Regions from separate parts of the Homo sapiens genome. Here all the other regions are linked to region 1. Evidence: read pairs that join two places in POLR2A ChIA-PET (ENCODE). Cell type or tissue: K562. All regions are shown on one strand.

What was found. ChIA-PET counts read pairs that join two places held together with the same protein. Peaks named below come from ENCODE experiments on the same cell type or tissue, not always from the same donor. Only the 100,000 strongest peaks of a DNase experiment are listed, where the experiment ranks them.
Region 2: POLR2A ChIA-PET joins it to region 1 with 5 read pairs; 7 of 35 experiments call an interaction of 5 or more read pairs at or near these places.
Region 3: POLR2A ChIA-PET joins it to region 1 with 5 read pairs; 3 of 35 experiments call an interaction of 5 or more read pairs at or near these places.

What each region holds. Positions count from the first base shown.
Region 1 is chr1:201,940,666-201,943,165 of GRCh38, forward strand. All of the region lies in intron 1 of LMOD1 (leiomodin 1), which reads right to left. Among named protein-coding and RNA genes, the nearest start is that of LMOD1, 4.6 kb to the right of the region's middle. RefSeq lists an enhancer at 786-1,735. In K562, no CTCF peak of the experiment used is centred here; DNase peaks (open chromatin) are centred at 1,006 and 1,406; H3K4me3 peaks cover 668 bases.
Region 2 is chr1:202,028,407-202,030,906 of GRCh38, forward strand. No RefSeq gene overlaps it. Among named protein-coding and RNA genes, the nearest start is that of ELF3, 19 kb to the left of the region's middle. In K562, no CTCF peak of the experiment used is centred here; a DNase peak (open chromatin) is centred at 1,545.
Region 3 is chr1:202,425,883-202,428,382 of GRCh38, forward strand. It overlaps PPP1R12B (protein phosphatase 1 regulatory subunit 12B), which reads left to right. Exons shown (of 24, transcript NM_002481.4): 5 at 1,158-1,302. Among named protein-coding and RNA genes, the nearest start is that of PPP1R12B, 78 kb to the left of the region's middle. In K562, no CTCF peak of the experiment used is centred here; no DNase peak of the experiment used is centred here.

The DNA.
Region 1 (2,500 bases):
ACCTCCGCCTCCCGGGTCAAGTGATTCTCCTGCCTCAGCCTCCCAAGTAGCTGGACTACAGGCATGCACCACCACGCCCAGCATTTTTTTTTTTTTTTTTGAGACGGAATTCTGCTCTTGTTGCCCAGGCTGGAGTGCAATGGCACGATCTCGGCGCACCGTAACCTCCGCCTCCCGGGTTCAAGCAATCCTCCTGCCTCAGCCTCCCTAGTAGCTGGGATTACAGACATGTGCCGCTATGCCTGGCTAATTTTGTATTTTAATAGAGAAGGGGTTTCTCCATGTTGGTCAGGCTGGTCTTGAACTCCCAGCCTCAGGTGATCCACCCGCCTTGGCCTCCCAAAGTGCTGGGATTACAGGTGTGAGCCACCGTGCCTGGCCATTTTTTTTTTTGTATTATTAGTAGAGATGGGGTTTCCCCATGTTGGCCAGGCTGGTAAAATTCTTTTTTTTTAATTTAATTTTTAATTTTTTAGAGATGGGGTCTTGCTATGTTGCCCAGGCTAGTCTCGAGCTCCTGAACTCAAGTGATCCTCCTGTCTCAGCCTCCCAAAGTGCTGAGATTACAGGTATTAGCCATCACACCTGCCCTCAAAATTCTTTAAATATTATATACATACAGAAGAAAACGTATAATAACAATATTTAAAACAAACACCTGTGGATTGTACCACCTAGTTTAAGAAACAAGCAGTTGCTTTTTCAAACTCTGGATGGAGGCAGTTTCAAATTTCAGGGCGAGATTTTAACAGTCTAACCCTCTCCGGTGCCTGCTTTTGCCTCCCTGGGTCAACAGGCCCCCGTCACCTCTTCTGCCCTCTTCACCCTAGCCTCCAGGGCTATTTTGGGTGTGTACCAGTTGGGGTTAATCTCCTTAAGCATTGAGCCGTGCTGCTCAGTGCACTCCTGATAGGTCCCAACCCTCTGCAAAGGGCATTCTGAGGGTTAGGCCGCCGGCCTCGGGCCTTCCCGGCCCCGTAGAGATACCATGGACACTGAGCTGTGAACTAGAACCGATGGGGGAGGGGGCTGCTGAGGCTGTGCAGGCAGTGGGAGTGGAAGGTCAGGAGGGCTCAGGCCCAGCAGCCGCTATTAGTAGGTTGCTTCGGGTTTGCTTCTCGAGTTTACCTCTAGGGAGAGCTTTCCTCCACCCCCACCAGCTCAGCTGCCCTGACCCTGGCTGGGTACAGGCGCTAATCCCCAGCCCCTGCTAACACCAGGGAGAAGGGAGGGGGAGGCAGGCTGGAGATTTTCTTTCCCACTTGGGAAGGAAAGAGGACACACAAGTTGACCGGTTGGGATCCGGTTCCTGAAACCTGAGACAAGGACAAGAGTTTCACTGAACCGTTGGCTACAGCTTGCCCAGGGGCTTTGTCTTCTACCTGGGCTGAAGGAGAGTTCCCGGATGATTAGGGCGGAGCTACACTGGCTGACAGGTCTGGCCCTTTAAAGGGAGGGAGAGAAGCTGGGGTCAATTCTTCCAAGTCCCACCTCTACCCTCCCCAATCCCCTGCTAACATTCACTCAACAAACAGAGGCTGAAGGCCTGCTGTGTGCTGGGCCCTGCATTTGCATTTTGCCCTCCAAGTCCCACAAGCTGGTGAGTGAGACAGCCCAAGAAAACAGATGATTATACAAAAGTCATGTCCCAAGGGCTTTGGTACAGACTGGTATTGGAGCGCTCAGACAAGGTGCCTGACCTTGAGGGAGTCCTGGAAGACTACCTGGAGGAAGTGGTACCTGAGACAGGCAGAACAAATAGGAGTTGACCTGGAAGAGGCAAGGGTGGAATATTCATGAAAAAGATGGTAAACAATCAGGAGGATCTCTGGAATATCCCATCCCTTGGAGGGAGACCCTGGAGGGAGAAGCAGGCCAAGGGCCCTCTGGCAGCCTAGACTCACTTTGCACAATAGCCAGAGTATGCATCTTGGGGCTGTCCTTCTGGGGAAAAGACAGACCTTAAGACTGTCTTAAGGCCAACCTCCCAATGTTGGTTTCTTTCTTTCTTTTTTTTTTTTAAATTTTATTATGAAAATTTTCGAACATACATACAAAAGTAGAAAAAATAATATAATGAACACCCATGTAGACCCATCACCCAGCTTCAACAATTGTCAACTGGTGGCCAATCTTGTTTCATCTATATATACCCCCACCCAGATTATTTTAAGGCTAATTCCCAAAGCCAATAAATTTTTCCCATAAATATTTATGTATTTATGTCTAAAAGAAAAGAATCCTTTAAAAAGTATATCTGCAATGCCATTATCACACCTAAAAGAAATTAATAGAAATTCCTTAACAGCATCCACTATCTAGTCAGGATTTACTTTCCCTAATCCACACTTAGTTTTTCTAGTTATGTTCCTACTCATGGGGGCAGGGAGATGAACATTTGACAGAAGACTATTATATCAGCCAATATAAGAATTTGTGGTCTCTGCTCTGTAGCACTCTCTGATGGTTCTATCCATGTGTGTTTTGCATGGAATCTAAT
Region 2 (2,500 bases), 88 kb after region 1:
TGACAACAACTATCTTTGGATAATGATATGATGCATAATTTTTACTTTTGTCTTAATGCCTTTCCATATTGCCTGAATTTTCCTTTACAAAAAGCCTGTATTTCTGTTAAAATAAAAAAGAAGACATCGTGTAGGATGTAGTTGGAAGGGGGGGAAAAAAAGAAGAAAATGAGGCGGGAAAGGGTGCAGGGTTTGAAACATGGCGGACGACGCAGACCAGAAACGCACTACCGACACTGTAGAGGAGCCCCTGGATCTTATCAGGCTAGGCCTAGATGAGCTAATTACTTTATTTTATTTATTTATTTTTTTGAGACGGAGTCTCGCTCTGTCGCCCGGGCTGGAGTGCAGTGTCGCAATCTCGGCTCACTGCAAGCTCCGCCTCCCGGGTTCACGCCATTCTCCTCCCTCAGCCTCCTGAGTAGCTGGGACTACAGGCGCCCGCCACCACGCCCGGCTAATTTTTTGTATTTTTAGTAGAGACGGGGTTTCACCATGTTTGCCAGGATGGTCTCGATCTCCTGACCTCGTGTTCTGCCCGTCTTGGCCTCCCAAAGTGCTGGGATTACAGGTGTGAGCCACTACGCCTGTCGTAACTCACAACTTCTTAAGCTAAATGGTATTTTCAGTTTTCTCAAGCTCTTCCAATAAACATGACCAAGATGCAGAACTCTTTTTCAGGACTTGTTTTGCTCCATTATTCTCACAGATATTTTTCTGATTTTTTTTTCTTTAAATTAAAATTGGTGTTTCCTCGGGGGAAAAAAAAAGAAGAAAATTCTTCCTTCGTTTTGAAAAATAAACATTAGTAATTCAAAAAAAGTAAAATAAACAACATGTCTATATTTGGAATGAGTTAACCAAAGTATGACTCATCTATTTCTACTATGGAATACTATGCCTTCATTAAAAATGATGATTCATTGAAGAATCTGCTTTGTGCCAGGCATTGATGATATAAAAGAAACCAAGATGAGGACTCTCCCCTCTTGAGGTTATATGAGTAAACAGATGCTTAACACATAATGGGAATAATTGTATGACAAAAGTATCTATAGTGACACTGAAACCACAGAGAAGAACACAGACTCTGGAACCAGGTGCGCGGGGGTTCTGGGAAGATAAGTAGGAACTCACCAGGGCACAGAGATGGGGGTCACCTAGGCAGAAAGAACATCACGTGCAAAGGTCAAGATGCATGAAATGGTACGATTTAAACAGAGGACAGGAAGAAATTGAATAGGATAGGAGCCTAGCATTTCAGGCAGGAGTGGCCAAAAATGAGGCTGAGAGATTTGTAGATCATGAAATGTAAGGTAACAGAGTCAAAATAGCTTTTTGGTAATGTCTCACTGATGGCAATGTGGAGGGTAGCATGATGGGATAGTATTAAAGAAAGGACACCACCCAGAAAGCTGTTACAGTTCCCAAGAAAAGGGGATGAGGGCCTGAGTGGCAGCAATGACAGTGGAGATGAGGACTGGAGTGGAGCAAAGGGTCAGGAGACATCACAGAGGTCTAAAGGGCAGGACTTGGTGAGAGGTTAAGGGGAGGGCAGAGTCAAGATAACACAGAGAGTCTGACATGTGGCTGGGTAGGCCAGGCTCCGGTCCTTAGGAGGAAGAACAGATTGGGGGCTGGATCTGATTACTGCGCTTTGAGGGGCCTGAGATATTCTGTAGGCAGATATGTTCAGAGGGAGGCTTGGGTCAAAAAGTAGCTTTTAGGGTCTTGAAGCATTTAAATGATAGTTGAAGCCAAGGGTTTGAACACTAATCAGGGAAAATGGACAGAAAAATACAGGGGAAAACAGTCCAGGGATAGAGCTTCTGTATGTTTAGGGGCTAAATGGAGAAAGAAGAGCTGGTAGATTGAGAAGGTGAGATCAACTAGGTAGGAAGAAAACAAAAACCAGGGAGGATGGTGTCAGAGACACCCAAGAAGTAGAAACCTCAAGGTAGAAGTAGTCAATAGTATCAAATGTCAAAAGACGCTCATAGGCCAGGCACGGTGGCTCACACCTGTAATCCCAGCACTTTGGGAGGCTGAGGCGGGCAGATCATGAGGTCAGAAGTTCGAGACCAGCCTGACCAACATGATGAAACCCCATCTCTACTAAAAATACAAAAATCAGCCGGGCATGGTGGCGTGCGCCTGTAATCTCAGCTACTCAGGAGGCCGAGGCAGGAGAATCGCTTGAACCTGGGAGGCAGAGGTTGCAGTGAGCTGAGATTGCACCACTGCACTCCAGCCTGGGTGACAGAGCAAGACTCCGTCTCAAAAAAAAAAATGTGCTATGATGGGCACAATGTCTCGCACCTGTGATCCCAGCCTTTTGGGAGGCTGAGGCAGGAGGATCAATTGAGCCCAGGAAGTCAAGGCTGCAGTGAGACATGATCGCACCACTGCATTCCAGCATGGGTGACAGAGCAAGACCTTCTCTCTCTCTCTATATCTATCTATCTATCTATCTATCTATCTATCTATCTATCTCTCTTTC
Region 3 (2,500 bases), 490 kb after region 1:
CATCCATGGATTGTCTCCCTCCCTCCTACCATTCCTCTAGCTTCTCACTAACATGTATGATGTGAAACAGAGTTGAGGTACATGGTCCTAGGAGGGGACTTCTTCCAGTTCTCTGATTTGTCATTAATATCCCTGCAACGACCTCTTCTTGTGACCTGTAATACTTGTGATCATTTGTTCCGTTTTGACTTATATAATTTCTTTTGTGTCATTAGATTAATTATATAGATCTTGAGTATGCGATGTCCAGCTGGCACAGGATAGCCAAACTTATATGAGGGATTTGGACTCTACTACTCTGTCTGTTCCATTTTTCCTTACATCCATACATGCTTCTTGTAGCTCTTGGTACTTAATGTTCACAGGCTTTCCCAAATACATGGGTTGCCAAAGGCATTATATGTGCAGTTGTTAACTGGACTCTTCCAGTATTTCATATTTCACCTAATGCAGGGTTTTTAATAGGTATAGCAGTGTTTTGGTGCTCCATTTCTGCCTGATAGCGCTATCCATAAGGGCCCCAATGTGGTTTGGGTCTTCAGGAGTCAAATCTTTTCTCTTCCATGCATACAAGTTAAATTATAGCTTTATAGTTAGCAAAAAATTGGAGATATGTGGGTATATGGTAAATATAGTGTCCTAGAAAGACCAACCAGAAGGCTAGTTGGGAAAATACCCTGAAGAGAATTGAGTCTTCATTTTATTTTATTTTTTTAAACTTTATCTTTATTGTTGACACTATTACAGATAGAGAGAATGACCACAGCCTATTAGAGTCTTCATTTTATATGTTACTTCTTCCCTGCACTGGAAAATGGAAAATGTACCTTTAACAGAGTTATGTGATTTGGCTAATTGAATTATGCTTTGGTTAATCTTAGGTACATACGTTTCCGTATACTCCCCTTGTATGGTGTAAAATGGATATGCCTAGGAAATATCTTATGACTTTTTTGAGAGGATTGGTAAAGGTCATCTATGATTGGTACGCAAAGTAGTTAACTATGAAACCCAAACTGTGCCTTAGAGGGCAGAAGTAATCATAAGACCCCTGTGGTTCAGGGCCAAAATCTGAAATATCAATTAGGTAATAGTGTATTTGCCAGAAAATTGTAATATACAGAAGATATATGTCTTGTTTTGGGTTTTCTTTTTAGACTTTTAATTCAGGCTGGCTATGAACTCAATGTTCAGGATTATGATGGCTGGACTCCCCTCCATGCTGCTGCACACTGGGGAGTGAAGGAGGCTTGCTCCATCCTGGCAGAAGCACTTTGTGACATGGATATTCGAAATAAACTGGTTAGTGAGCCTGAACCTCTAAAAGAACAACGAGATTGGTGGCTGGGTCTCTAGAATAAAAGGCTTAACATCTCTTTTCAATGGCAGTCTGACTGTTGTGAAATATACATCACTGGTAGCTATAATGTTACCCTCCACCACCCTGCCTCTGGCCCTATTAACACAGAGTTATGTTTGTTATTTAAAATAAAACTCCGTGGACCTTCTGATTGTATTTATGTTCAAGCCTCTAAAACAGGAAAAAAATATATTTGTTCTTGGCAAAAAATGAGCTTTGAGGAGCCTAATGTTATTGTCTGTGGTGAGGTATGAAAGATTTTATTGTTGCTGTATTCATGTGAGTCATTAAAATGTTATAATGACAAAGATCCTTGAGTTTGGCTGAAAATAGTGTTATTCGGTCTCACTTCAAACAACTTAGAAGCTCTGGAACTCCTATCCCTATGTCTACTGATTTTATTTTATTATTATTATTTTTGAGACAGAGTCTCGCTCTGTTGCCCAGGCTGGAGTGCAGTGGTGCGACCTCAGCTCACTGCAGGCTCCACCTCTCAAGTTCACGCCATTCTCCTGCCTCAGCCTCCTGAGTAGCTGGGACTACAGGCACACGCCGCCACGCCTGGCTAATTTTTTGTATTTTTTTTATTAGTAGAGATGGGGTTTCACTGTGTTAGCCAGGATTGTCTCGATCTCCTGACCTCGTGATCCGCCTGCCTCAGCCTCCCAAAACGCTGGGATTACAGGCATGAGCCACCATGCCCAGCTGATTTTATTTTAATTAAACTAATTTTTTTTTTTTTTTAATGGTAGAGATGGGGGGTCTCACTGGTTTCCCAGCTGGTCTCAAGCTCCTGGGCTCAAGTGATTCCCAGCCTTGCCACTTGTAATCCCAAACTCTGTGTTTAAAGGATTTGGTGTTTCTCGTTATGTGTCCTCTGTGATAGATGAAGGTATTATCATAATGTATGGTAGACTAGTTAGGGAAGCAGTTATTATTGGAATTAAAGGCAAAAAGTGAATATTGAATAATACTGAGTAATCCCAAATTGTTGGGATTACAGGTGTGAGCCACTGTGCCCAGCCCATATATGTACTGATTTTCTAGTAGTGCAGAGATATGGCCTTTTAATTAGTAGATATTCTTATCTGTGTCACATCTCTCCTGAACCCAGGTTTCATTCTCAGACTGTGGGTCAGG